Regions from separate parts of the Homo sapiens genome. Here region 1 is linked to region 2. Evidence: chromatin loops called from intact Hi-C (ENCODE). Cell type or tissue: natural killer cell. All regions are shown on one strand. Each heading gives the region's core, and the rest is flanking DNA. Links, peaks and the distances in the headings are about the cores only.

Region 1 (15,927 bases), core at 3,197-11,196, 67 kb before region 2:
CAGAGGGAACAGGAACAAAGCTTGAAGGAGAGGCTGAACCAACAAGAGGACTTCAGGCAAAATACTTTACTGAAACCTCAACAGTGAGGCTGCTCCTGCTGTGCCCAGAAGCGAGGTGCTCCTCTTGGAGGGTGTGCCAACTCGCTCTGGCCCTTGGAGTTGAGGCAGGAGCGGTTTCTGTGTGAAGAGAAAGAACTGCTGTCATGAAAAAATGGGAGATGCTGCAGATTTTATTTAAATGCCCACAGACAGCACAGCCCCTAGACCCAGGCAAGGAAGGACTCTGTTCTCCTTCAGTTAGGCCAGGGAGGCATTGTTCCCCATCTTGCCTTATGATCTCTCCCTTAAACTCTTCCAGAATTTCCCACCCAAATGGTTCCAAGTGAGCTCCCAGGGTCAGTGTATGCCCTTTCCCTCGGTCCTTCCTCCCTTTGGTGGGCTACACCACCTGAAGGGTGAGAGAATGGCCAAGGGCAGCTATTTACAGAGATATGCATGTATCTTGGACATGTGGGCTGGGGTGTCCATGTGCATGTTTCAAGACCCCTGTAGGATGGGGGACTGGGGGAGTGGGAGGAGAAGGAGCAGGAAAGAAGGAAGCAGGTAGGTGTATGCTGGTTTCCCCCATACTACCATGTTCCCATTTGGAACTCTAAGGAGACCGATAATTCTAAATTTAAATCTGGCCTTCCGAAAGGTCATTACATCAAGGCAGAAGGACAGAATGTATTTTATACAACCAGTTTGTTAGCCTGATTCATAAATTTTAATATTTAAGCATACAGCATATGAGCTTCAATTGTGCCTTTGTCTGGAGCCCTACAAATATTACAGCCAGACCTGTCCAGAGCCATGTGGATCAGGGCTGGGAAGGCTTCAGATTGCAGATGTGCAGTTATGCATTACACAAGCCCCATGTTGCATTCACTGACCCTCTGGATGATAAAGTGGAGGTGGCTGCAAGGCATTTCCAGAATATCAAGGTGCTCACACAACAAAGGTTTCCTTCACTTGTTTTGGGAACACTGTGCTGAAGACAGCTTAGCCAAATATTTCTCTGTTTGGCTGCAGCCAAATACATCAGGGTCTTGCTACAGGCCAACTAAGCAAACCATAATTTTTACAAAAAATAATTACCTAACACTTTCATCTCTTGTGGTTTCTTTATTCCATACATACTTTGTAATGTGTTTATCAGCAGCTAGTTGAACAACTTGGTGTACCAGTGGGAGACAAACCAGCAGTAGTTATACACGGCAAGTAAGGACCAAAACATAGGCAGGAAAATAAAAATACCAATGAACATTAGGCTGAACTGTAAGACATAATTAAGTAGCTGTATATCAAATGCATAAATATGATTCTTTTTTAAAGGCCCACACATATTACACCCACTTTCAGGAGTTTCCCAAAGTAATTTAAAACTATTTGATGTTGCTTCCTGTTTTTCAGTACTTTTATCTGTTTATGGGGGTGGCAATTCTACTGCTAACCAAATGAACAAGAAGAAAAGTGAAGGATGGGGCCATTTTCCTGGTTTTAGTCACCAAAATCTGCTTTAAAAGACTGAATTTTTAGACCTTAAATTTTAAAATTTGGGGTTCTAAGCTTCAAAGTAATTATTTAAGACTTATCCCACATTACAACTACAGATTGCACCAACAGTTTTCTTAGAGTTAGTGAGCCTCTTGCATCAACTTTGTTTCCTGTTCTCTCCAAAGCTCCTTTCTAAAGCAACTGAGCTTCAGAAGAGGGAAGAAGGAAACAGGGCAGAGGGGTTTGCTGACCTCAGTCTGCATTCAATACATTTTTCTTTTTCTCTTTGAGACAAGGACTGCTAAGAAAGGGCCTTTTCATATTTTAAAGCTGAAGTTTCAAAAAAGCTAGAACAATTCAAAGATATTTATTCCATAAAATTATCCTCAGGTACCAAAAGTAGCTCTGGAAAAGTGGCCACCTCTTTTTATTTGGCCTTCATAGCTCATTATTTTAATCAAGTAGATGGTTAATGAAAAGCAAACTTACACTTTCCATGAAGTAAATAAAGTAATGTGCTGAATAATGACATTTCAGTTGATAATAGACTGCATATATAATGGTGGTCCCATAGATTCTAACATCATATTTTTACTGTACCTTTTCTATGTTTAGATACACAAATACCTCCCACTGTATTACAACTGCTTATAGTATTTTGTAGAGTAATATGCTGTACAGGTTTGTGGCCTAGGAGCAGTAGACTATACCATACAGCCTAGCTGTGCAGTAGGCTATACCATCTAGGTTTGCATTAGGTACACTCTATGATGTTTGCACAATGATGAGACTGCCTAATGACGTACTTCTCAGAATGCATCCTATCGTTAAGCAATGAATGACTGTGCTATTATGAGGTGACAGGCATTTTGGGGATCAGCTAGTTCAATGTGTCATCAAAGTCTTGACCACCAAGTGGGTGGCGCTGATTAAATACCTCTAATGAGAAGAAAGGTACTGCCAAGTCAATTTTGGAAAATTATTATGTACCACATCACTGCATACATCATTACACAGTTCTCTCTCAGGCCAATCTGCCTCCTTGTAGCCTAAAAACACTGGTTTGCCCTACAGGGCAACCAGAGGAAGGATAACACCTACATACATGGTAGGGAGTAAGTGGTGGCTCCGCCTCCTCTCTTTCCTCAAGTCTTCTCGCTGGATAGTTGTTTCTAGTTCCTTCAAATGTTATTTGACATGGTTTCAGGTTCTCTATCACTGTCTTGGGCCACTGTCCTTTAAAAATATTTAAGTTCTAAATTTAAAAATCATCATTTCAATTTAAAATCACATTATAGGCCGGGTGTGGTGGCTCACTCCCATAATCCCAGCACTTTGGGAGGCCGAGGCGGGTGGATCACGAGGTCAAGAGATCAAGACCATCCTGGCCAACATCATGAAACCCCGTCTCTACTAAAAATACAAAAATTAGCTGGGTGTGGTGGCGTGCGCCTGTAGTCCCAGCTACTTGGGGGACTGAGGCAGGAGAATTGCTTGAATCCAGGAAGCGGAGGTTGCAGTGAGCTGAGATCGTGCCACTACATTCCAGCCTGGAGACAGAGCAAGACTCTGTCTCAAAAAAAAACAAAAAAACAAAACAAAACAAAAAAAACACCCCATGTTATAGCCAACAATACATTTGCCAATATATCTATCAAATGTGATCTCAAATAAAGCACAATTTTATTACTGAAGAGTACATAGAACTATCTTTCACCTTCTTAGTCCTACAATGCAGACCATGATTTCATTAATGCTTTGGGCAGCTACATCACATCTCTGGCTAGGATTGAGCTTACAGAAATGAAACCCCCAAGGAGTCTTCACATATTGCTATTGTGTTTTATTTCCCACATTCTCTATTTGTGATTTTTTTTTTTTTTTTTTTAGTGGGGGTGTGGGATACAACTGCAGGTCTTGGCACTTATTCCTATTACTAAATGTCAACTCACTTGGGTCTCGTCCCTTGTTTTCTTCTTCTTTCTTCTGTCTATTCACTCGGTGGCAAAGGAGCACATGAAAGAGAACTGTGCTCAAGGGAATTTCTTTTTATCATGGAACTGTACAAGGCTTACAAAGCAGTGGGCAGTCAGGGTGAAAACTAACTCAGTAAACAATACCCTTTAGGAATTGGCTCAGTGTGTATGCTGTGTCAAATCCTGCTTGGTAAATTCCAAGAGGAAACTCTGAATAAATATTTACCATATCTATTTATTTCTCCTACTGAGAACTATATAAGACAAGAGGATGTTAAATGATGAAACAGATTTCAGGATTTTTGCTCTCCGCTGAGTCTTGCCCATGGGGCGTGAGGACTGATACAAGTCCCAGTCTCATAATGAAACCAGACACAGTTCACTTCCTTTTGTTTCTTAAACCACCCCCTCACCTGGGAGATGTCTTGAAATGACACAGACTTAGTTATGTATCACTAACCTGAGATCTCAAGGGAATGATTGGTATTAATTATCATTAGTAATAATAATATTTAATATACCCTCCTGGGAAGGTGGACAGCATGTGCTTGGGATGGAATACAGCCCTGACTAAGCTTACCTGCTCAAGCTGTCAATCCCTATTGTCTCAAAAGGCGAAAAGAGACATTTTAACTCCAGAGCCATCTCCTCTTCCAATTGACATAATAAGGAGAGGTCAAGAAGAATCTAGTTAGAGATTAGTGGACGCTGCATTACACTTCCATGGCTTCCTACTGAAAGTGAACTACCAAAGAAATCACAAAGCACTTTCTGTCTAATTCTTCCCTTCTTCCTTCCCAGCTTGGGAAACAGCCTGAGATCAGCCTGAGATCAGACAGAGGATGCTACCTCACAAGCTGGTTATCAGGTGGGCTCTTTGCTTACTGCAGCCCAGAGGAAGAGAACCAAATGGTTGGGGCAGTGGAGAATGTCTATCATTGCTCTAGACTTAAGATAGTGAAAACCAACCAACAACCCAAATACAGAATCTACGCCCTTCTTGTCTTACATCCTCTGGAACTTTCTTCAATTTTAGCTATTCCCCAGTTAACCTTTTTATTGAGGACAGAGGGATGACCTGCCCCATTCTTGGGCTTTCTGTTTGCTCTTTCCCCTCCTCAGGAATCAATCACTATTCTTGAGCTCTGGATCCCATCCCCTCTCTCTCACTTAGAGAATCTGTTTCTGAATTTACCTTCACTGTCCCTGGGACATCAATTTCTCTCTCCTGGACCATTTCCACTGGCATATCTTAAATCCCTTCTTGATGCCATCGCTTCCTCCAGAACCAATCCCTTTCTCTGCCCCTGTTCTGAAGGAAGACCCTCAAAATAGTTGTCTTTACTTGCTGCCATTATTTCCTCATTTCTCTTTCTTTCCTTAACCTGTTGTAGATTTTTTTTTGTCACTCCAGAGAAACTGCTTTTATGAAGGTTAGTGATGATCTCCGTCTTGCCAAGTCCATGCTCAACTCTCTATTCTCATCTTACAAGACTTCTCACCATCACTTGACTCAGTCGTCAACTTCCTCCATGAAACCACTTCTTCTTGTGGCTTCAGGGGCACCACACTGTCCTGGCTTCTCATCAGCTTCACCTGTGGCTCCCTCCTCTGCAGAGTCCTCCTCTGCTCCTCCTCCTCTGCTCCCCATCTAAATGCTGGCGTTATCTTGGAGCTCCATCCACGGACTTTCTCTTTCCTCTAACTATACTCACTCCCAGGCCTGTGGTTTTTGTCACCTATATGCTGAAGTCTCTCAAATTTATTATATGTTGCCCCTGACCTCTTCCTGAATTTCCATATCCAATTTCCTACTCAGCACCTGAACTTGTATATTCAACATGCATCTCAAGTATAACATGGCCAAAAAAACAATTATTGTTTCCATCCTCCCTCCAAACCTGCTTCTTTCCAGTCTTTTTCATCACAGCTGCTTGGGACAAATATCTGAAGATGAATCAAAGAGAATATATAGACTTCCATCTGCCCTGCCTCCATAATACATCTTGAAATGAACCACTTTCATTAGCTCAGTGTTTAGACATGTTGGTCTGAGGACTCCTTTACAACCTTAAAAATTAATAAAATCTCCAAAGAGTTCTTGATTATGTGGGTTATAGCTATTGATATGTGCCATATTAGAAATTAAAACAAAACTTTAAAAAAATAGAATTCATTGTATTTGAAATACAATAAAACATTGTATATTAACACAAATCACATATTTTATGAAAATTAATACATTTTACAAAACATAAGTGAGAGAATTAACACTTTTACATTTTTGCAAATCTCTCTAGTATCTGGCTTAACAGAGGACTGCTGGATTCTCATATCTGGTACTACCTTCAATATGTTGCTCTATGGTGTTTTGATGGAAGGACATGAAGAAAATCTAGCTCACACAGATACATAGTTGGAAATGGGTGAAGTATTTTCATCATCTTTTGATAACTGTGGATATTCTCTGATTCTACACCAGAAATCAACAAGTGGTAGCTTTTAAATGTGGAGTCTGAAATGTGGTACCTGAAAATCTGTCAATAAACTTTTTTTACTTTGTTAATATTAAAATCTATTGGTCTATCTTGCGCTTTGAATGGATTTTTCACCTGTGCATAATTTTATAACATTACCCATTTGGTCATTTGGAAATACTTGTTCACTAAGTTCGGAGATCTTTGAGATCTTTTGAATGTTTCACATTTCATGATCCAATACCAAATTCTCCACATTCATTAATATCACCATCAATCTCGTCAGAAAAAGTCCTTAATGTATTGGGAAGTTATCAAGCTCTACAGTAGCAGCTATGTGTTTTCCAAAATCCTAATTTTTGTCTCAAGCTCAAATTTTGTCATTGGCAACAAATACTGTCAGTTGTTTTTCTTGAAGTATCAGGGCACTTCATTCATTTTTGATAAAAGATCTGTCAAACAAATACCCAAATTGGAGTAACTAGAGTTTGTCTGTTAGTTGTTCTTTTAAGTCATATTGGCATTCCATGAAAAAAGCAGCCAGTTCAGCTTGCGACTCAAACAACTGCACACGGGTTTTTCCTGGAGATAACCAGTACACTCTGGTATACGGTAGAAGGGCTTATGTGTCCTTCCCATTTTGTCACACAGAATATTAAAAAGACATCACTCAAGAGTTGAGATTTAATAAAAACAGTAATTGTTACTGCTTCATACAGGATATTCTGAAGTGAAATTGGCATTCTGTTCTATTGTAAGCATGTGCTGGTGAAGAACTAGCAGTTTGGTACCACTATCTTGTTTCGTGCTGAGGTGCCAGCAGTTTTCCCCACCATTACATTTCACTAGCAGTGCACGTCAATACTGCGAAAAAGACAGACAGCATCTTGGTATTACTGTGAAAATAGTTTTAACCTTGCATTCCCTGATAAGATCTTGCGGGCCCCCAGGAACCCACAGACCACACTTTGAGAACTGTGGCACTAGCTTGCCATCTTCTGTCCAGGCCACCACCATCTCTCTCCCGGGCTTGCAAAAAAGCCTCCTTGATGGTCTCTATGCTTTTACTTTTGCCTCTGTAGAAGCCCTTCTCCACAGAGCAGCCAGATAATCTTTTAAAAATGTATGTCAGATCACATCGCTCTCCTGCTTAAAACTCCCACTTCAGATGTCCCATTGCTCATAGAATAGCATCTGAGGTGCAGGCCCAAGCCTGCAAGGCCCTGGCTGCCCCTATTTTCTCATTCATGCCTGTACTCCTTTTCTTTCCCCTTCTCCAGTCACTTGACCTGTGGATCTCTTTAAACCTATCCTGTGTGCTCCAGCCTGGAAGGCTCCTCCCCCAGGTTTTAGCAGGTAGGGTTCTCCTCATTTAGGTCTCATCTCCTGTGTTAGGCATTACTCAACCTGCCCATACACATCTTCCTATACACTGCCCTCCTCTGGATTACATAGCTCCATTTATTACCCTGATTGCTCTCATCGTTCTCTGAAATGATATTGTTCACTAATTTGACAGCTGGTTTGTTGTCTGTATTTCTAAAACAGAAAGTGAGTTTCCACAAGGGTAGGAATCTTGAATCTTGTGCTATGCCATATCCTTACCATCTAAGACAATACTTGGAACACATCAGGTGATTAATTAGTATTTGCTGAATGGATGCTTCTGTGAGTGACAATGGGTGGTAGGATACCATGCAGGAAAGCTCTCTGCATACTGCAAAATATACACATGTAAGGTAAGGGAAATGATGTGTTACAACTTGTAATTCTCCGTCACTAGTACATACTTTGCCATGTCAAATTTAAGTCATAGATAACATTATCAGGCTATTAGTGTTACCTTCTTGACTATTTTTCTGCAGATCAAACAAGATAAGAGTCCAAGATCTCTTTGTCTCTCCCCAAACTGGTCTCCCTGTTGTTAATCCTTTTCTTCTCCAGGCCATCTTCTGCAATGTATGTCATTTATTTATTTATTTTTTTGAGAGAATCATATAGTGGCTCCTGCAAGATTGTACACAAAAAGATCATCCCCAAGACACATAATTGTCAGATTTTCCAAGGTTGAAATGAAAGAAAGAATGTTAAAGGCAACTAGAGAGAAAGGGCAGGTCAACTACAAAGGGATCCCCATCAGGCTAACAGTGAACCTCTAAGGCTGAAACCCTATAAGCCAGAAGAGATTCACGGCCTATATTCAACATTCTTACAGAAAAAAGTCTTCAACCAAGAATTTCATAACTAGCCAAACTAAGCTTCCTAAGTGAAGGAGAAATTAGATCCTTTTCAGATAAACAAAGGTTGAGGAACTTCATTATCACCAGACCTGCCTTACAAGAGATCTTGAAAGGTGCACAAAATATAGAAAGGAAAGACTGCTATCAGCTAATACAAAAACACACTTAAACACACAGACCAGTGTTACTTGCAAAGCAACCACACAAACAAGACAACAAAATAATCAGCTAACAGCACAATGACATAACCAAATTCATACATACAATACTAACCTTGAATGTAAACGAGCTAAATGCCCCACTTAAAAGGCACAGAGTGGCAAGCTGGATAGAAAAGCAAGACCCAATGGTATGTGGTCTTCAAGAGACCCATCTCACACTTAATGACACTCATAGGCTCAAAATAAAAGGATGGAGAAAAATCTACCAAGCAAATGGAAAACAGAAAAAAAGCAGGGGTTACAATCCTAATTTCAGACAAAGCTGATTTCAAACCAACAAAGATCAAAAAAGACAAGGAAGGGCATTACATAATGGTAAAATGTTCAATTCAACAAGAACATCCTAATATCCTAAATATAAATGCACTCAACACAGGAGCACTCAGATTTATAAAGCAAGTTCTTAGAGACCTACAAAGAGATACAGATTCCCACACAATAGTTGTGGGAGACTTCAACACTCCACTGACAGTATTAGACAGATCATTGAGGTGAAAAATTAACAAAGATATTCAGGACCTAAACTTAGCACTGGACCAAACAGATCTGATAAACCTTTACAAACATCTCCACCCCGAAACAACAGAATATACATTCTTCTCATCTCCACAAGGCACATACTCTAAAATAGACCACATAATTGGACATAAAACAATCCTCAACAAATGTTAAATAACCACATACTCTCAGACCACAGCACAATAAAAATAGAAGTCAACACAATGAAAACTGCTCAAAACCATACAATCACATGGAAATGAAACAACATGTTCCTGAATGACTTTTGGGTAAATAATGAAATGAAGGCAGAAATCAAGAAGTTTATTGAAAATAATGAGAACAAAGATATACCAGAATCTCTGGGACACAGCTAAGGCAGTGTTAAGAGGGAAATTCATAGCACTAAATGTTCACATCAAAAAGTTAGAAAGAACAACCCCAAAGCTAGCAGGAGATGAGAAATAACAAAAATCAGAGCTGAACTGAAGAATATTGAGACATGAAAATTCAAAATATCAATGAATCCAGGATTTTTTTTTTAAATTAATCAAATGGATAGGCCATCAGCTAGACTAAGAATAAAAGAAAGAAGATCCAAATAAACGCAATTAGAAATGATGAAGAGAATGTTACTACTGACCACACAGAAATAAAACAACCATCAGAAACGATTACAAACACGTCTACACACACAAACTAGAAAACCTAGACAAGATGGATAAATTCCTGGACACATACACCCTCCTAAGACTGAGTCAGGAAGAAATTGATTCCCTGAACAGACCAACAGTGAGCTCTGAAATTGAATCAGCAATAAATAGCTTAGCAACCGAAAAAGCGCAAGACCTGATGGATTCACAGCTGAATCCCACCAGATGTACAAAGTAGAGCTGGTACCATTCCTACAGAAATTATTCCAAAAAATTAGGAGAGGAAATGTCTCCCCAACTCACTCTATGAGTCCAGCATCATCTTGATACCAAAACCTGGCAGAGATACACTAAAAAAGAAAACGTCAGGCCAATATCCTTGATGAATATCCATGCAAAAATCCTCAACAAAATACTTGCAAACCAAATCCAGCAGCACATCAAAAAATGAATCCACCATAACCAAGTAGGCTTCATCCCTCGGATGCAGGGTTGGTTCAACATACAAAAATCAATACATGTGATTCATCCCATAAACAAAACTAAAGACAAAAACCACATGATTATCTCAGTAGATGCAGAACAGGCTTTTGATAAAATTCAACATCTCTTCATGTTAAAAACTCTGAATAAACTAGGTAGTGAAGGAACATACCTCAAAAGAATAAGAGCCATCTATGATAAACCCACAGCCAACATATTACTGAATGGGCAAATGCTGGAAGCATTTCCCTTGAAAACTGGCACAAGACAAGGGTGCCCTCTCTCACCACTTTATTCAACATAGCACTGGAATTCCTAGCCAGCTCAATCAGGCAAGAGAAAGAAATAAAGCGTATCCAAATAGGAAGAGAGGAAGTCAAACGATCTCTGTTTGCAAACAACATGATTCTACACCTAGAAAACCCTATAGTCTCGGCCCAAAAGCTCCTTCAGCTCATAAACAACTTCAACGAAGTTGCAGGATACAAAATCAAGGTACAAAAATCACTAGCATTCCTATACACCAACAATAACCAAACTGAGGGCCAAATCAGAAAGGCAATCCCATTCATAATTGCTACACACACACACACCAAAAATACCCAGGAATACAGCTAATCAGTGAGGTGAAAGATCTCTACAATAAGAATTACAAAACACTACTCAAAGAAATTAGAGAAGACACAAACAAATGGAAAAACATCCCATGCGCGTGGATAGGAATAATCAATATCATTAAAATGGCTATACTGCCCGAAGCAATTTACAGATTCAGTGCTATTCCTATCAAGCTACCAATGATATTCTTCACAGAACTAGAAAAAATTATTTTAAAATTTATGTGGAACGAAAAAAGAGCCCAAATAGCCAATGCAATCCTAAACAAAAAGAACAAAGCCTGAGGAATCACGTTACCTGACTTCAAACTACAATATAAGGCTATAGTGACCAAAACAGCATGGTACTGGTACAAAAACAAACACATAAACCAATGGAACAGAATAGAGAGCTCAGAAATAAGGCCACACATCTATGACCATCTGATCTTTGACAAAGCTGACAAAAACAAGCAACGGGAAAAAGACTCTATTCAATAAATGGTGCTGGGATAACTGGCTAGCTATATGCAGAAGATTGAAGCTGGACCCCTTTTTTACACCACGTACAAAAATCAATTCAAGATGGATTAAACACTTAAATGTAAAACTCCAAACTATAAAAACCCTGGAAGACAACCTGGGCAATACCATCCTGGACATAGGAACGGGCAAAGATTTCATGAAAAAGACACCAAGAGCAATTGCAACAAAAGCAAATATTGACAAATTGGATCTAATTAAACTTAAGAGCTTCTGCACAGCAAAATAAATTATCAATAGAGTAAACAGATAACTTACAGAATGGAAGACAATATTTGCAAACTACCCATCCAACCAAGGTCTAATATCCAGTATCTGTAAGGAACTTAAACAAATTTACAAGAGAAAAATAAACAACCCTGTTCAAAAGGGGGCAAAGGACACGAACAAACACTTCTCAAAAGACATACATGCAGTCAACAAGCATGTGAAAAAAAGGTCAATATCACTGATTATAGAAATGCAAATCAAAACCACAAGAGACCATCTCACACCAGTCAGAATGGTTGTTATTAAAAAGTCAATAACATTCTGGCAAAGTTGCAGAGAAAAGGGAACCCTTACACACTGTTGGTGGTATTGTAAATGAGTTCAACCATTGTGGAAAGCTGTATGGCAATTCCTCAAAGAGCAAAAAGCAGAATTACCATTTGATCCAGCAATCCCATTAATAGGATTATAGAGCATTCTCCCATAAAGACACACGCATGCAAATGTTCACTGCAGCACTGTTCACAATAGCAAAGACATGGAATCAACCTAAATGCCCGTCAATGACAGACTGGATAAAGAAAATGTGGTACATATACATCATGGAATATTATGCAGCCATAAAAAAGAACAAGATCATGTCTTTGGCAGGAACATGGATGGAGCTGGAGGCTATCACCCTTAGCAAACTTATGCAGGAACAGAAAACCAAATATGGCATGTTCTCACTTATAAGTGGGAGCTACGTGATAAGAACTTATGAACACAAAGAAGGAAACAATGAACACTGGGGTCTACTTGAGGAAGGAGGGTGGGAGAGAAAGTAGCATAACTGGGTGATGCAATAATATGTACAACAAATCCCTGTGACACATGTTTATCTATATAACAAACCTTCACATTTACCCCCAAACCTAAAATAAAAATTAAAAAAAGAGAATCATACAGTGGTGTTATTCTTGCTACTTAAAAAAAGGTGATGTGATGGCAGTGATGGTCAATACCATATGGGGAAGACCAGGTCCACACTTTGTCTACAATCAACTGCTACCACATAAGTCTTCTTGGTTAAGTAATTTGCGCCTACAGTGACAGAATAGGTCCCTGGATACACTTCTATGTAGAGGTGTTCTCACTAGGCTGGGATGCCTCTGGAGCACGCTTTGATATTTGATAGATGCCTCCAGGACCAAGGGATGTCTTTTTTCTGTCTTTTCTCTGACCATTCCCTATGTCCAAGTACATGTGCAGCTTCAACTTCCCTCTGTGAAAATGATAGACATGGGTTGCTCCTTCTTTCTCTGGCACAGATGAATAATATTTCCCACACTAACTTGAAGTACTGTCTATGAATTCAGCCATTGTTCAGAAGAAAGCACTAAGGGTTGGGTGTTTCTCGTCTCTCTGGCCAACTTCTCAAGGTGCATGCGCCCAGCACTCTCAATAATCTTTCAACATGGAAATCTGATCATGTCACTTCCCTTCATCCCACTGATCTTGGGATGAAGCTCAAATATGGCTTCCAAGGCTGTTTATGAGTAGGACGCTGCTCCCTCTACAGCTTCATCTTTCACCACTCCTCCTACCCTGCTCTCTGCTCCAGCCATCTTGAATTTCAATTCTTTTCTCATCTGGGATTGACAGGCTCATTCCTTCTTCCCTCTTCCCTCTCTCTGGCTAACGCAACCTTTAGGTGTAAGATTAGAGAGCACTTCTCCTCAGAACCTTTCTGACTCTTCCTGTCTCATTTACTTCTTTACTGTTAGCTTGACTTTTTTTTTTTTTTGTAATTCTATAGCATCCTATACTTCTGCAATCACAGCATTTGTCATTCCTATGATGAATGCTCATTTATAGCCTCCTCCACTCAACTGTAAGCTCCTTAAGGGCAAGAACTCTGCTCCCCTGTGCATCACTGAGCCCTAGCACCTAGACTGCTACCTAAGACACAACAGGTGCTCAAAAATAATTATGGAATTATGAACAAAGGAACTAATCCATGAATCCCATCAAAGACAAAACAGGTAATTCTAGAGAGTGTATATGTGGTTAGCTTTTCCTTTTTCTTTAATGTCTTTGCTTCTTCCTAGTTCCTGTGCTTGATTTTCAGCATTCTTGTTTAGCTTTTACTTATGTTTTGGATCAATATACATTTCTCCATTATTTTGTGTTTTTCGTACCAAGCGAGAATAAACTTTACCTTACCTAAGTTTAGGCCCTTTTCCTCTAAAGTCTTTTTCACCTTCTCTGCTTTCACTATTTTCTACTTCATCCCATATTAACAAGCATCTAACTTATAAAGTATTCTGCAGTGTTTATTGACTATAATATTTTTCATTTATGACTCATTATAGTTTCATTTATGTGGCTATGTTAAAGACACTTAAGTCTAATAGAGAATGTAAGGGTCCTTAAAGTTGAAGTTCCAAAAGCAATTAAAATTTAAGATAATAAGCTTTAAAGCAAAGCCGTCTCCTATGGACATCCTTCAGGAATGTCATACTAACCAAGAAATCTGAAGGGGAACCATCTATTATTCATACTAAGGGAACAGGGACAATGGCTTCACACAGCTGACTTCTCTTTGCTACTGACTAGCTTTTTCTGCTCTGTGGATAATACAAACAGGATGAAAGGATCTTGATACTCCACAAGTAAATATCCTTTTTAAGCAGATGGCTTGCAAGTTAGGAAAAAAAGTTGCTCTCCAGTGATTAAAACAGCTCTCTGGAAGCCCACTTTATTGCATCTAAGTACATTGCTAGTCTCACTGGGAGAGTTTATTCCTTTCAAAGATCCAGCCTCTCAGCTGGTAAGAGTTTTGATAAATAATTTTGTTCTATCTATATGTACCTCTTGTTAATACAGGCATATCAATGATCAGTACTCATGAGCTAGAATTGACTTGTTCATGTTCATATTGTCTCAGTAATTCAAGAGACATGCATTTGATGAATGAAAATGCCTTAGTCATGGAAAGACCAAGATGCGCTCTTAAGAAAAGTTGACCATATTAAGCCAACAGGGTCATTGTAAGTATCTGATGTCAAAGTGGAATAAACAAAGGAACATCTGTTATTTGCAGTTATCCAAGAAGGTGGCAGCACAGTACAGTACAGTACAGTCATTAAGGCGTGGGAGCTGGGGTCTAACCAGACCTGGGTTTGGTTCTAAGCTCTGCCATTCACTACCTATATCTAGAAAATGTTCCTGACCTCCTTTAAACCCAATACCATAAAATGGAGATAATAGTACTTACCAAGTAAGATTTTTATGATGATTAAAGGAGACAATACATATAAAGTAAAATTTGAGCCCAGTCTCAACTATCTATCAAATGTTCAGAATATTTTACCTAAATTAAATATATGTTATCATCCACCTTCCTTTGCACAAACATGTGACATGATATCATATAAAATGAAGACTTTATTTATATGCAAGTCTTTAGGTGGCACTTGCAAGCTTCCATGTGCCTATGACATTTGGGAACTTCTATCTGCATGTTGTAGGAACTGTTCATATTTATACCTCTCATGCCCATGTGGCTACATTTTAAAATGATTCAGTCATGATTCTTCCAGGGTCTCCTGTGGGCCCAGCTCTGTCTTTACCTAATTATGTTAGTTTCAATCGACAACTATAATACGAAGACTTAATGAGGAACACAAATGAGAGTAATTCACATATACCAAAAATCAACTTAAACACACACTAATATAATGTTGAGAAATGCATTATTTAAAATACCCTGTACATTATAGAGAAATGCTTATCTTCAATCTTCCACTTGCTTTGTGGTGTCAGTTTACTGAGCTATTAATTTAAACTTAAAAGCCTGAAATTTGAATATACAGAATAGCTGAACAGCTGCAGAAACAAACTTATAAAAATATATACTGTTACCCAGCACATAAAAAAGCAATTATTTATTGAAAAAAATCAGAATTTAATATTACCCAGTAACTGCAAAAGTTGTTGAAAGGATATAATTAACATTTACTGAAGATTCTTAGGGGGTAAAAATATTTTAAATAAAACAAATATTTAGAAGTTCTTAGTTACTAGTAAAAACAATCTCTTTAAACATAACGTTCATCCACCTTGAAAAAAAATCTGCTGACTGGGACATTTCTAGATAATTTTGAAGCTCAAAAACGCCAAATCTATCAAAATCAGAGAGTTGCTCTTGGTTTGTGTTGTCACAATCTGTGACGAGACAATGGGTCTTGCTCAGGTCAGGGGACCATTAAGGACCCAGGAAAGCCAGCAAAGGACTAGGAGATTTTGATGTACTAGAAAGACACAGGATCAAGAGTCAGAAGACCTGGCTCTCACCCCAACTTTAGCTCTTGCTAGCAGTGTGACTGGTCTCATTCATTCATTCATCTATTCATGCCAGCTGCTGGGGACATCAATGAACAAGACAGACATATCACATATCACATATCACAAAGCTTATTCATTAAGGCCTCACCAGCACCCTAAAAATGG
Region 2 (15,927 bases), core at 4,656-12,655:
TACTAAACAAGTGTCCAAGGAATTATAAAACACTTTTTTTTTCTAATTTAGAAACTTCTACAAATGTATACATCAATTGCAACTTAACCTTTACAAGTTTAGGAATAATGCTGTAGTAGAATATTTAAAGGAACTTTCTGCATAAACTTCAGTTAATATAGGTCTTACTTTTAAAATATCTTCTTTAAAAAATAAATAATATTGCTTACTATTGGGATAAAATTATTTTAAAAAGAATAATGAGAACAGCTCCCAATTCTCCTTTACCTGCCCCAGGGTTCCCTCAGCACTTATCACCTTTTCAACATACTATACACTTTACCTATTTATCTTGTTAACTGTCCATCTCCTCCAACCAGAATGTAAGCTCAGTAGGAGCAAGAATTTTTGTCTGCTTTAATCACTGATACATCTTGTCTCCAGCACCTAAAATGTAGGGGCTCAACAAGTATTTGTTGAAAAGTCAGTAAATGAGTGACTGATTCTTAAAGACCTTTTTGTAACTCCATTTTAGAAGACCAAAGAAAAAAAGACAAAATCTTGAACATTAATATTTATACAAACCAAATACTACTTTTTGTAGGTAAAATATGATTCTATTGTGATGTAAAGTTACCTTTTTGACTGTAGTGAAATCCATGAATGGCAAGGATCTAACTAATTTACTATTGCTCCTCTTCCAGGAAATGTTTCAACTTTCAAATAAAGAGGACTTCTGATTGTCAAGCATGGCAAATTCATGTGGAATGCCTAAAAATGCTGAGTACTAAAAATATTTTTAAAGATATGGCTAAGCAGCAAGAAAGTAACAGCAATTGTTAAAAGTTGAAAATGACAAGGAAATTAGAACCTAGAGAAGTAAGTAGGTAAGTCCTGCATAAGTCAATCCCTGATGGGGATATTAAGAGACAAAGGGACAGCCTAATGTCCACACAGGAAGGTCAAAGCCAATACCCTTGAAAGATGAAATCCTCAGTGGGTAAATTAAAAAAAAAAAAAATCTTCCCAGAAATAGAAGACAGAATAAGTCTTGGTGATGGGAGAGGAGAAAAAAGAAGAAAATTTCCTCAAAAAATACAAAGCCCAGGCTGGGTGCAGTGGCTCACGCCTGTAATCCCAGCACTTTGGGAGGCCGAGACAGGAGGATCACTTGAGGTCAGAAGTTTGAGACCAGCCTGGCCAACATGATGAAACCCCGTCTCTACTAAAAATACAAAAAAATTAGCCAGGTGTGGTAGTGTGCACCCGTAGTCTCAGCTAGTTGGGAGGCCAAGCTAGGAGAATCGCTTGAACCCAGGAGGTGGAGGTTGCAGCGAGCTGAAATCTCACCACTGCACTCCAGCCTGGGTGACAAAGTGAGACTCTTGTCTCAAGAAGAAAAAAAAAAACAAAACCCCACAAAAAAACAAAAACAAAGCCCAGAAATTACATATCCATGTGCCCTTTCCAAATCCAAATAGGGTAAAAAGTCCTGAGTTGGAAATGACTACAAACACATAGCAGAAGCAAATACAAAGCCTCTCTAGAATAATGAATATTAAATCTAAGTTTCAAGAGATTTTCATAAGAATTCCAAGTAATTAAGTTCACAATCAAAAATCACAAAACAAAGAATCAAGCTGTCATGAACATGAATGAGAAAAAACAAAACTGCAGAATGAAATCATCAAAGGCTTTAGCTATTGAATGTATTGAACACAGATATAAAATAGATGTGTTTAACATTTTTAAAAAAGTAAACAGGATCTTAAAATATGAACAAGGAAGATTTCAAAAATGACTAGGCAGATTTAAGAAACAGCCAAAAATAACTTCTAGAAATGAAAATATAATAATTATATTTAGAGACTCACATGAGTAAGTCCAATACCAAAATAGATGCAGCTGAAGTAGGAATGAGTGATTTGGTAAACAGATATAAAGAAATTGTACATAAACTTATACAAAAATGAAAAATATAATCTTACGTTTAAGAAATTATATGGCCGGGCACAGTGGCTCACGCCTGTAATTCCAGCACTTTGGGAGGCCAAGGCAGGTGGATCACGAGGTCAGTAGTTCGAGACCAGCCTGACCAAAATGGGCAAACCCCACCTCTACTAAAAATACAAAAATTAGCTGGGCGTGGTGGCATGCGCCTGTAATCCCAGCTACTCGGAAGGCTGGGGCAGGAGAATTGCTTGAACCTGGGAAGCAAAGGTTGCAGTGAGCCGAGATCATGCCATTGCACTACAGCCCGGGTGACAGAGCAAGACTCCATCTCAAAAAAAAAAAAAAAAAAGACATTATACATAACATACAGAAGGAAAATATAAAAGAAATATTTAGAGATGTAAAGGGCAGAATGTGAAGGAAAAAACAGACAATGTGGGAAAGGCAGCATTCAAAATAATTTTTTTTTCTGAGATTTTTCAGAACTAGTAATCATCAAATTCAGAAAGCCAAATGCATCCCAAGGATGTTAAATAAAAGAAATGCCCACCCAGACAAAGCCTGGTAAAACTGTAGAAGACCATCATAAAAAAAGCTCTGGGGGAAATCTGGGGAAAATGTCTTTAAAACACTGAAAGAAAATAATACTGAATATGTAAGTGTATACCTAGCAAAACTACCTTTCATAAATAAAGCATGAATAGAAGGTATTTTCAATCAAACAAAAAATAAGAAAGTTTACTTCCAAAAACATTCATTAAAGGTACTTCTAAAGGACATGCTTCAGAAAACAGCGATGATCTGAGAAGAAGAAATGGTGAGAAAAGAAAATAGTAAATACATGACTATGTTTAAATAGAGTATAAAAAACAGCTGCTACTGTATACAAATTGTAATAATGTGTAATATAAAAAATAATATAAAACTATAAACCAAATAACCATGGCATGTTAGGCTGAAAAAGAATGATCCAAATTAAAGAACTCTAAGGTTACTGAACTGTTTGAGAAAAGAATGAATACTGTTTAGTGTAACACTTTATTAAGTTACATAGGATGCCAACATCTCTAGGGTAAGCGTGGAAAAAAGAGAATGGTGTGTACAACTGTTAAATTAGTAGAAGAAAAACCATGGAACTATATTTAAAAAAAAAAACAAAAGCAAAATCCAAATGAAGGCAATAAAGAAAAAATAAGGCTCAGGAAAAGCAGGACAAATAGCAAAAAATAATATGGTCAAAATGAATATAAATGCATTAGTGCAATCAATAATTAGTGTAATCTGCTAAACAACATACATCAACTGAATATTTTACTTAAAAGACAATGACTGATTGAATTAAAAAATAGACAACATATGTCCACACAGACTTGCATGTGAATGTTCATAGCAACTTTATCCACAATAGTTGAAAAAACTGGAAATGACCCAAATATCCATCAACTTGTGAATAGCTAAAAAACAAACAAACGAAAAACCTGTGGTATATCCATACAGTGAAATTATACTGAAAAAATATAAAGGAATGAAACTCTGATATGTGTAACAGCATAAATGAATCTCAAAGGCATTATACTAAGTGAAAGAAGCCAAACACAAAAGTCTACTTACTGTATGATTTCATTTGTATGACTTTCTGGAAAAGACAAAATAACATAGTGATAAAAAATAGATCAGTAGTTTCCTAATGCCAGACGTGAGGGAAGGAAACTGATAGCAAAAAAGCATGAGGAACTTTCTGGTGTGACGGAAATATCTATAGCTTTATTGTGGTAGTGGTTACATGACTATACACACCTGCCAAAATTCATCAAACTGTACACTTAAAATATGTGAGTTTGATCATATGAAAATTATACCTTAATAAAGCTAGTAAAAAGACAAATTCCAATTATGTGATTTACAAAGCACAAATCTAAAGCCTTTTGTGTCTTTGAATAAAGGAGGCTGGGGGAAGAACTGCGTAGGCAAATAATAACCCAGAAATCTGGTGTAGCTAAATTAAACCCATACACAGTTAATTTTAGGCAAAGAGATAAAAAGGGCCATCACATATTAATAGAAATATTTAATTCCCTGGGAAGATATAATATGTTCCTAATAATGTATCTTCAAAAATATATAAACCCAAAAATAAAAGAACCTCAAGGAGAAACTAACCATAAGACAGTCTCATTTATGAACATAAATGCAAAAATCCTGAACAAAATATTAGTAATTCAAATCTAATAATTTCCAAAGAAAAATAATGTGTCTAAATTTGGGTTATTCCATAATTCAAGGTTGCTTCAATATCAATCAGTGTTATTCACTAGATGAAAGAAGAAAATATATGATTATCTCAAAGAATATAGAAAAAGCATTCAATAAAATACAACATTCATCATTCATGATTAAAACAAAGAATAGAAAGAAACTTCCTGAACTGGATAAAGGATATCACAAAGCAACCCTATAACAAATACCATACTTTATAATATAAATGAAAAGTTAAAGTTTTATCTATCACTATTTTAATTTAACATTGGAGATTCTTGCCAGTTCAGTAAGACAAGAAAAAAGAATTAACATTTTATGGGTTGGAAAGGGAAAAAAAACTATCATTACTTGTAAATGATATAAAGAATCTACAAATTACTTTTATTAATAAGGAAGCCAATAAGGTTTCCATATACATGATAAAATGTAGGACCCTTTGACAGTGGCATGGCTAAATAAACTACAGTAAAATAAACACAATAAAATATTCTATAGCAATGAAAATGAATGAACTAAAGTTACACAGGTCAACCTGGATAAAACTCAGAACATTGTGTTTTGTGGGGAGCAAGTCACAAAATAATCAGTATGATTCTATTACATAAAAGCTAAAATGAGATAGTATATTGCTTTGGGATATATATATGGTAAAATTATATGTGGTACATATGTAGTAAAACTAAAAAAAAAAAAGCAAACAAACAAGACAGTAAGTAACTCAAAATCCAGGAAAGTAGTTGGGGAGAGGAGAAAACAATAGGAGAGAGGTACATAAGGGTTTCAGTAGCAATGATAATGTTCTTCAGATGAGTAGCAGAAATGTGGATGTTTTCTTTATTTAATCCTTTAAAGTGTATCTACATGTTATATATTCCCTTCCACATGTATGATATACTTCATAATCTAAAGAAGTAAATGAACCTGAGTGAACTTTGTTAGAAATGCATTTTAAAGTCAATGTTACTTCAAGTTGGAAAACACAGGCATTTAGGAAGTTCTTTTTCTATATCTAAGTTTTGAAATTAATATTTATTATTTTTTCTTATTCCTTATTCTAGGAAAGTTGAGAGTTCTCATTTATACAATGGTTTTCCTATTACACTGAAATCATAAGAAACTCTCTTGGTAGGTTTTAAAGGTAAATTATACAACCATTTTGTTTTCACAACTGCCTGTATAAGACAGAAGAAAAACAACAAATGAACAATTAACTGGTAAGGAAAGAATATTAACTAATAAGAAATGTCAAAAAGGCTTGACTTCTCATATTAAAAACAACTTTTTGGTGGAAAAAACCTAATCCCTTCTTTTGAAAGAGAATTTTTCAAAATTCTCAGTGTTGGGGCGGTGGGGGGTGAGTGGCTGGGGGTTGGGAAATCAGATCTCAGATCAATAAACAGGCAAACAGGTTGACTAAGAATAGAAGGTATCATTATGTATTTTACATATTTTGTATTTTCTGCATATTAGATGTTTTGACATCTTAAAACTACCTTTCTGGCTAGAGAGAGACTGTCTCTTTCAAGGCTAGCCGATTCTCAGAGATAACAAAGAGCCCGGCTGGTAGCATGCCTTTGACAAGAAAATTCACCAATCTAGAGACACCCCTCCTCTATCTGGCCCTCAGAGGCAATATTTCTCTGCCTTTACTATACCACAGCCAGGTACCAAGCAAGCAGGGACCACCCAGAAAGCTTGGAGCCTAACCAAACTACTTCAACTAGCAATTCTAAACTGTTAACCCTGCCCTGCCTTGCCTTTCCCTTGGAAACTCCAATAAAGGCTGTGGCTGGCCCAAGCTCTCCCCTGGCTCCTGCCTTCTGCCTCCTGACTAACACGGGTGTTTTCCCTTGTGGCCCTGCGTAGCATGTGGTGACACGCCTCTATGGGACCTGTGAATGTAACAAATTTCTTCCTTCCAAGCCCTGTTCTCATTTCCCCTTCAGTGGCTGTACTGATTTTATCACATATCCAACATGTACATTCTTAAAACACATAGCAAAGCAGGAGTTTCAGATGTTAACCAAGGTCTCCAGGAATGACAATTCTGGAGCTCAGGGCGAGCAGAGATTAGTGAAGGAGGGAGCAAATTTACAGGAAACAAGAATATGCAAATACTGAGAGTTTGAGAGTTCAGTGGTCGAAAAACAGGAGATAGCTGTGGAAAGTGCACACTGGGAAGGGGCAGCTCTGAGGCACCTCACGGCACCTGGACAACCTCAACCAGCTTAAGGTGCCTAACAGAGGAATTTATAAGCTTCTTGCTGGTATGGGAACAAATCCCCAAGTGAGGTGCCTGCTAGATAGATCTGCAGGTTGAAGTAGATCAGGGAAACGACACACCGGAGGAGAGGGATGTAGGGGCAGAAAAGAGGGGCCCATCCAAAAAATGTGTGTGTATCCCCACCTACCCTTACCTCCTTCCACTTTTTCTACAAGCGTCAGAACTGCTCAACATCATCACTTCCAAATCAGTTTTGGTGACAGAGTCCAATTGCCCAAACCAGATGCAATGCCCTCATTATGTCTTACCAGCCCTCCTGCTCCTGCCTCCTCCAGTTCATGCTTCACGTAGCCACAGAGTAATCTTTATAGAACACAAATATCACCATATTACTTCCCAGCTTAAAAACCTTTCAGGATTGACCCATATCCACCCAGAGTAGCCTCCAAGCCACTTAGATTGTCCTCCTTTCTGCCGTCCTTCTGGCTTCTCTGGCTGGAGACTTTAGACCACAGCACTGTAAACTGATTCCAACTCCATGTTAATATGTTAATTTAATATGTTAATATTAAAATATTATTTCATGGGTCCAGGTATTAGCACATTATGTACTCTTTTCTCCTTCTGAAAGGAAGAATCTTTGCCTGCCTTAACACTATTATTCATCTTCAAAAATCTGTGCAACACTTCATTCTGAAGCCTCCTCAAACAACTGCAGTCTGCTCGCTTTATGGACCACCTTGCTGCTCTCATTACATTCAATGCACACTATTTTATTCACATGTATGTCTGTCTTCCCAACTACACTGCAGACTACTTGAGGGCAGGGATGGTATCTTATTTTTTCTTTGTATTTCCAGTGGGTAGCACAGCACCTGACCCATAAAAAAACTATCATCTATTGAGCACCTACCGTACAGCAGATCCCATACTAAGCTTTTCAAATGTTATGACGTGAGTTCCCACAACAACTCAATGAACTATTTATAATTACCTCTTTTACAAACGAGGAAACTGAGATTTAGGAGGTTAACATCCCCAGGACCTTCCAGTTAGTAAGTGGTAGAATTCTGATTAGGACTTGGGTCTCTGACACCATTGCCTACGTTAGCTCCTTGGGCCTCTGGTGAAACGTAATGCACGAAATGTGGATCGGATCGTATGAAATCTCCCCCAACTTACACCCTGGGTTGAAGGCTGTGAAGCTTATGCAGAATGCTAGAGGAGGCATTAGGACATGGGGTTTCTGGTTCTGCCACTGATTAACCTCAACTCTGGGCTGTCGCAGGCTTTCTCTGGGCTTCACTTTCCTCATGGGGGAAATGCCATCCTTAACAGATCCCATGTCATATCCTCACTCTTAAGGACCTCTAAAGCTGATAAGAAGGTACTGTGAATCATAAACCTAGGTACTCTTTCTAGATATTGGCCTTGAAACATCTCTTCCTTCACTGAAAAACTGCTTCTGAAAAAGGATGCCAGAAGCCACTTTTGGTCAAGAAAATGTCCACTTTTGTTCTCAGCACAGAGCAGGTACCCGGACTTTCCCTGTTCCCAAGTGCTGTAGACCAAAATAGCAGGGAACCAGGATGAAGTCAGCCAGAAACACGCTTTCTATAACTGCTCTTCACAGAAGAGAAAATCAACAAGCTAGTGTTTAAATAATGTGCAGGGTGTGATACCAACCGAACCTCCGCCCTCCTTCCTGGGGAAATGCAAAGTTTGCTGTGGCCTTTTCACAAACCTCGGAGAGAATGAAATGTCAGCTCTAACACTGAATTTCCCAGCTTCATTCCACTTCCCTCACCACCTCACTATTACCTAAGATGACATTCTGTATATTAGTATACTACATCTTAAACATCATCCCTCACTCAGACATCAGATTACAAACAAACAGCTGAATCCTACAGCTGTTCCCACTAGAAACAAAAAGATTCTTAACATATTTGAAGGGAAAAAATCTGTTTGTTCCCAGATGTCTCCTGAGCCCATTTCTGGGGCGTGTCTACTAGTAATAGTGCGTAAACGCTAACTGTACTCCTCGCTCCTATTTACACACACTATTAGTTTTCAGTAACCACTCCTTCCCAACTCCCAAAAAAGACAGCTAAGAAAACAATGTTCACTTGGAGGAAGAGAAACTAAATTTCTTTTTGCTGTTCCTCTCAATCAAACCCTTGCAGGAACCAAAGTATTCACTGTGGTTTAAACACTTGTCACTCAAAAAAAAAGTACCCAGAAATGCCATGAGACTTCCTATAATTTCACTTTTATTTAAGGAGCTGTGCTGCATCAATACTTGCTTTGGGCACAAAATGCAGAGGAGCTTGATGGCATTTTGAGAATGGCACAGATGCAAAGTATTTAAAAAATACATACCACCCAGTGTGTTCCTGGGAGACATGGCTGGACTCAACATGTTACTATCAGCAGTGTTAGCCTGGTTCCGCAGGGGACCACATATGCACATGTAGGTACTGAGCCTGTGCTCTGGGATACATGCTGTGCTAAATGGTTTACATTTTTTATGACTCGTTAAAATATACTTAGGAGGAAGGTATGTTCTCCCCTTTTTACAGATGAGGAAACTGAGCACTACATGAACTGCCCCGAATCACATTGCCAGTAAGTTTGCAAAAGTGGCATTTGAACAGTCAGTCAGACTCCGAATATGTGAAGGAGTTCTTTAAGGGAACCAAGGAAACAATGTGCATTACAACCCTTGGGAGACACTCTAGTGTGTATTTCTATAAATTAAAAAAAAAATGGGAAGAAATTGATCACTAATGAAATGTATCCATCTGTCATAATGAAGATTTTAATGACGAAACAAGTAACCTAAAACTAAAATTAAGACATTACAAATATCAAAGAAACAAAGATACAACCCCTAAAAGGGGCTGGGGTGCTAATATTTAGAAAAATAAATGTGTTTCAACTACTGCCCCCTCCTGGTGGCATAACCAAAGGTACCTTTCTTTTTCTTAACTTGATGGATTTGGAAGGTTTTCTTCTAACTGATCTACCAAAACAAAAAATGTAGGTAAAGAAAGACTGTATGGAGCTTATTGAGGATAAGGCTTAGTTCTGGACTGGAGTGAAGGTCTTTCTAACTGAGTAACTATAAGAAACTATGAAGCATCTTGTGCCTCCATCTTCTCATCAGAAAAATGGGAATAATATCCACTCTATCTACCTCAAAGGTTATTGTGGGCATCAAAGAAATAATGCATGTGAATGTTATTTTCAATGAATCTAAAATCTAAGGTATTATGATTAATTAAAGCCATTTATAGTATCATCTATTAAATTTAAAATTACATTTACTCTTTAATCCTGCAATCCCACTCCTGGGAACCAATGCCATAGAACTAATAGCACTGTATCTAAGAACAAATACAAAGATGTTTATGATTTCAGTGTGGACAATGGCCAAAAAAACTGAGACCAAAGTAAATATCCATGAGTAGGGCAATTGTAGAATAAAAAATTCTAATAGTTACCCCACTGGAATATTATGCACCCATTAAAAAGAATGTTCTAGAGCTTTATCAATTGAATGAAGAGATTTCAACACAGTTTTCTGAGAAGAGCAAAACATAAAAAAAGAATGTTTAACAGGGAATTCTAAAAGTCTTAGTGCATTTTAAACTTTAATAATTTCAGAAGTATAAATGCTATACACTTTCAAGAAACAATATATGAAAAATAAAAATTTAACTTTTTAAAATATTGATGTTACTTATTAAAATCAATATAAAAACTATTATGCACAAAAAAACTAAGAGTAAAATTTATTATTCAAAATTCCAAAGTTAAATAAGTATAAAAGAAATATAAATAGCTAAATGTTTAAATGTTTCTAAGTTTATAGCAATTATACCTCTAAAATTATGAACTTAAAATTGCACTAATACTTAAAAATGTTATTTCAATAGCTTTAGGCATACTAGTGTTTTTGGTTACATGAATAAACTGTATAGTGGTAAATCCTGGGATTTTAGTGTACCTGTCACCCAAGTAGTGTACACTGTACCCAACAGGTAGCTTTTCATGCCTCAACCACCTCTCAACCTCCTCCTCTTGAGTCTCCAATGTCCATTACACCACTCTGTATGCCTTTGTGTACCCATAGCTTAGCACCTGCTTATAAGTGAGAACATGGTATTTAGCTTTCAATTCCTGAATTACTGCACTTAGAATAATGGCCTCCAGTTCCATCCAAGTTGCTGCAAAGACATTATTTCATTCTTTTTCATGGCTGAGTAGTATTCCATACTGTGTGAATGGAATGTGTGGTGTGGAATACACACCAGTCCAATGGAATGGAATGCATTCTATTTACACACCATGGAATACTACTCAGCCATAAAACAGAATGAAATGGAATTATGTGTATTACACACACACACACACACACACACACACACATTCCTCACATGTTTTATCCACTCATCATCTGATGGGCACTTAGGTTGAACCCGTATCTTTGCAATTGTGAATTGTGCTGCAATAAACATACACCTGCAGGTGTCCTTTTTATATAGTGACTTCTTCTTTGGGTAGATACCCAGTAGTGGGATTGCTGGGTTGAATAGTAGATCTACTTTTAGTTCTTTGAGAAATCTCCATATTGTTTTCCACAGAGGGTGTACCAATTTACATTCCCACCAGTAGTGTGTAAGTGTTCCCTTTTCACTATATGTACATCAATATCTATTGTTTTTTTACTTTTTCATTATAGCCATTCTGGCTGGGGTAAGGTGGTATGTTGTTGTGGTTTTAATGCATTAACACTTTGAGAACACTCTATAACATGTTTTTGTTTTTTAAAAACAAAATAACAGTCCCCTCACTCCCACTGTGTGGTGTGTGTGTGTGTGTGTGTGTGTAATTGTACATTTACATAAACAGGGGAAAAATGGAAGGCTATATGTGCAGTTAAAATGGGAGAAGGGAAAAGAGGAGGAGAGTGATCCAGACAAAAGAGGAAAAGTTGTTGTTTTTTTTTTAAAAATGGGGAACCAAAAAGTGTATATGCTATTATCACATTTATGTACCTATATAAAATCATTTGTATTGTACAGCTATATAATATTACATGTTTAAATTTTATTATTTTAGAGACAGAGTTTTACTCTGTTACCTGAACTACAGTGCAGTGAACTACAATTGCACTGGCACAATCACAGCTCACTGCAGCCTCGATCACCTGGGCTCAAGCAATCCTCTAACCTCAGCCTCTTGAGTAGCTGGGACCAGCTACGGCACCACCATGCCTGGCTACTGATTGATGGATTCATTGATTGTAGACACAGTCTCACTTTGTTGCTCAGGCTTATTATTATTATTTTGTTTTTTAAGAAAGGAAAGAAACTTGCCCCAAGTCCCATACTAAGCTAATGGCAGAAGAACCAGAACTTGTACCTAGGTCTCTCTGACTCTGCAGTCTGAGCCCTGAAGGATTACACTGTGATTTAGGATGGTTATGGATTCACAGGCAGGACTCACTAGCCCTGCAATTGGCCTCTCCAGCATGGAGTTCCTGACCATTATTCGTCAATCTCAGGAGCTGCTTTCAAAACAACCAATCGTCCTTTGAACCTCTCACTTCTGGGGTGGAGCATGATAGCATGGTAGATGCTGCAGACATGAGGCTTTTGGTTGATGCTGATAGCAACCCTCTGTTGCACAGATACATAATTTTAATCACCACTGCTAAGTAACTCTTATTGATTTGTTCTTCTCAGAATCAAAGACACTTTTCTCTCTCTCTCTCTCAAGTAAATTAAAAATGGAAACATATTGTCAATCCCTGAACACGTGGTGTGCTTTTTTCCTTCAGGCCCATCACATACTGTTCCTTCTATCTGGAATGTCCTTCATCTTTTTCCTCTGCTGGGAAAACCCTTCCATATTCTTGAAGTTGCAGCTCAAATATCACGTTCTCCGTCAAGGATTTCCTACCTCATCCAGGCAGAACTGCTTCACCCTTTGCATGCCCTCAAGAATCAGGACAGGCTTCTCTTAGCAGTGCTCACTGAGGCTTTGATTATGGGCTTAGGGACTGATCTTCCACTGGAGACCTCATGAGTATGGTCTCACTCTCACCTTGTTCCAGTGGCCAGCATGGTGCTTGGCACATTATAGCCTTCAATTAAATATTGGTTCCATGAAACTGTGAGATTGAGAACGTATTAATTCACAAGGTAAATAAGTCATAGGTCCAATACTGAGGCAAATGAACATGCAATCTTCCATGCACAAGGCCAAGAATCCCTTGCTTTTAAATAATATGAACCAAATCACTACCAGGAAAGAGGCTACACCTCACACAGCGGATCTTCACTCTCGCCTTTCCCCAACTCAGCAACAGCAGGACAAGCTATGAAAAGTTCTTTTGTAAGTTTATGGGAATAATAATTCTTTTAATAATTTCAATTTTTATTTTAGATTCAGGGGGCGCATGTGCAGGTTTGTTACCTGGGTATAGCAATTATACCTTTGATATTTTGAACTTAAAACTGCACTAATATTTTGAGAACACACCACATAATGTTTTCATTTTTATAAAACAAAGGGAAAATCCTCTCACTCCCTCTCAAATGCTGGCATTCAGTGTGAAATCATAGCTGGAATGTGACAGATGTGTATTGTGTGTGTGCACGGAAGGCCTCTTTACTAATTCAGACCAACCTTTACCTCCTCAGTGTGAGATTATCTACTGAAATAATAATGACTGATATTTATATACAACTTAGAATGTATTTGCTTTCAGAGACATTACCTGGTTTGTTGTATGAAGCAGAAAGCAAATCAATCAACCAGATTTATCATTATGTTTACACTGATTTTGCAGTAGATAGTAACCGAGTTTATGCCTTGACCAAATGTCCATATATAACATACAGTCAGTAAAACTGTTGACTGGCTGTAGGTTCCTGCTGTGAGAAGTGTGATCTGTGAAATTCTAACATGCCTAATAACATTTATTCCCTTATGATCTAGCATAGATTTAAGCCAGGCAAAAAGTTTTAACAAAAACTGATTATGCTTGTCAATAACCGTGAATAGTATCCCAATTAAGACAATGGTCATTTATTTGTTCCTACTGCCACCAGTGAAAGCAGGAAAAGCATTTGGCAAATCTATTTCTGTCACCCTCAGATTTCAGGAAGAGAAGTTCAAACAGATGAAGCTGATGTTACTGGAATAACTCATTCTACTCTACCATTCTTCCTGATCTACTCCCCAGGCTCTGTGAGCTGCTGGTAATCAAGGATGTTTGACTGGGTTCTGTTAGCTGTCAAGGTTTACTAAGCTGAGTTAGTTAATGAGTGATGGCTGGATTTCATTCCAGGACTTCATATCAGCCATGAAGCAATTAGGCATGTACTTCATGATCTCCCACTGGAATTTCAAAGGTGCCTTAGTCTACCAAGGAACTAAATTCAGTGTGGTCTGAAAGGAAACAATAAACAACATTTAACCATGAGAGGTAGCAAAGGACGTCTTTTCTCAGTGTCTATGTTAGACAGGTGAGGAATGTTGCCAATTTATTTTTTGTCCATATAACCTCTATAGCTATTTCTTCTCTTGTCTGTCGTTCTGAAATTATAAAGGGTTCTTATGAGTTGTTTATGTGAAACCAAGTACCCTGACCCACAGGCAAGGTATTCCTGGAACTGCTGAAATAGCAAGCCAGATAATGATATCATTTAAAAAAGTGCCAGGCAAGAAAGCTCTGATTAACTACTGAAACATGCTCAGTGGAGATATTTGTAGCTAGAATAAACGCCATTTTAACATCTCCTCTTTATCTAGGGTCCTCCTTCCTCATGCTATTATTGTGAATATTTCCTCTTCAGATTCCTGCATACAAGGAAGACTGATGAAAGAGAGTAAAAATCACTTTTGGAGAAAAAAAGGTAAGAGCTGGCAGAGGTAAAAGAAAGATTCTGAACCTCATCAACAGTTGTTGCAATCTCACTCACCTCTCTGGCTAACCTTCCTCCCTCCACCCCTTCACTGCTGCTTTCCTGCCACTCACCCAGACTGGACTTTCTACTCTGATGCTCCACAAGAAACAGAAGTGGTAAGAAGACAAGCAGGCTCCCGGGGGAAGTGGAGGACCATATGAAGTTTCATGAAAGAAATGGCTTCAGGGATGATGAGGCAACTCTTCCTAATACAAGGGGTAAGCCCTAGCCCAGGGGCACACCCATCCTCTAGGAGGCCAGGGATGGTCTCTGTCACTCCTGGGAAGTCCCTGCAGACTCTACCTGCTTTCCAAGTGCTTCAGGAAACATCACCTTAAGGTTGAAGGAGGACAAACTCAAGCAGTTGCCTATGGTATGGCTAAGGGGGTGGCAAACAGAGGGCTGGTGATTTTTACAAGTAACCTCTCACAATACTTGCGCCATTACTTCTCTTTTCATTTGTGTCCATGAATAGAAACTCTCAGAGGATAGTATGTTAGCTCCATGGCCTGTGGCACTGTAGAGTGAGTTCTTTAGAGACTGAAGGAGTTAAGAGTACCTGTTTAGCTACCAGAAGCTGAATGTCAGCCGGTATGAATGGTATGTAGCTGGGCAATTTTCCAAAACCCATGCGTGGCTGCGTATCAGGAAGACTGCTATAAACAAATGTGCATGTATGCATAGAGCCTGATAAGTCAATGGGGGGAGACAGACACGGAACAGCCAACCAGCCTGAGGAAATATGCAGAGCCGGGTGAGCTTCCACTTTAGGTGAACAATAGCTCTGTCTCGGAAACAGGTCTGGATGGGCTGGTGAACAGTTGGAATGATCCTTTGACTTTTTACACATTAAATGTCTGTTTCAGGGGACCGAAAGCTGGATTCTCAATTTTCCAATTATCCTAATATTATAAAATCACTAAAATGGTGTTTTAAAAAAATTCTTAATATGTAAAACATGCAAAGATACATTAGGTGAAAAAAGCACAGGGCAAAACTGCATTTATAGAACCCAATTATGTAAAATATATAGATACATTTAAGATGATACATTAAAAATGTCACTAAAATATAACACGATCTTTTTGTGGTTGTGGGATTATACATGATTTTTGTTTTTTCTTTCTACTTTACTTTCCAATTTTTCTAAAATTAACATATATTATTTTCATAGTTAAGAAATAAGGTTACTTAAATTAAGAAGAAAATTACCTGTGGATGAAACGACATCTGATGATGGGTTATGAGGGTTGGGGAAGGCCAGAAAGGCATAAAATAGAACCAACCACGTTTATAAAATGTTAAATTCAACTGGTCTTCACGTCTACACACATTAGTATCTTCTGTCTTACACTGTAAACTCCCAGAGAGCAAAGGCTGTGTCTAATTCTGTGCAATGTCTGGCTCAATTAAAAATGTAGACAGAATATAATTTTTATGATGATTACGCAAATGTAGTTGGTTCTTTTTCACTCTGGCAGCCAGTTTAGTGTTACTGATGCTTGGACAGTGACACAGAATAAGAACATA

What was found. Peaks named below come from ENCODE experiments on the same cell type or tissue, not always from the same donor. Only the 100,000 strongest peaks of a DNase experiment are listed, where the experiment ranks them.
Region 1: it touches region 2 in a loop (2.3-fold over the local background); 7 of 110 quality-filtered maps call a loop at or near these places.

Annotation. Positions count from the first base shown.
Region 1 is chr6:90,104,259-90,120,185 of GRCh38, forward strand. The region is part of intron 4 of BACH2 (BACH transcriptional regulator 2); the gene reads right to left. Among named protein-coding and RNA genes, the nearest start is that of BACH2, 180 kb to the right of the region's middle. In natural killer cell, for the core only: no CTCF peak of the experiment used is centred there; DNase peaks (open chromatin) are centred at 3,893, 5,053 and 6,933.
Region 2 is chr6:90,170,043-90,185,969 of GRCh38, forward strand. All of the region lies in intron 4 of BACH2 (BACH transcriptional regulator 2), which reads right to left. It overlaps LOC105377890 (a long non-coding RNA gene), which reads left to right and starts at 14,220. Exons shown (of 2, transcript XR_001744258.2): 1 at 14,220-14,346; 2 at 14,473-15,471. RefSeq lists enhancers at 3,692-3,836, 14,239-15,438 and a cis regulatory region at 3,764. In natural killer cell, for the core only: CTCF peaks have their summits at 9,369 (motif pointing left) and 9,571; DNase peaks (open chromatin) are centred at 6,049 and 9,369; H3K27ac peaks cover 2,748 bases.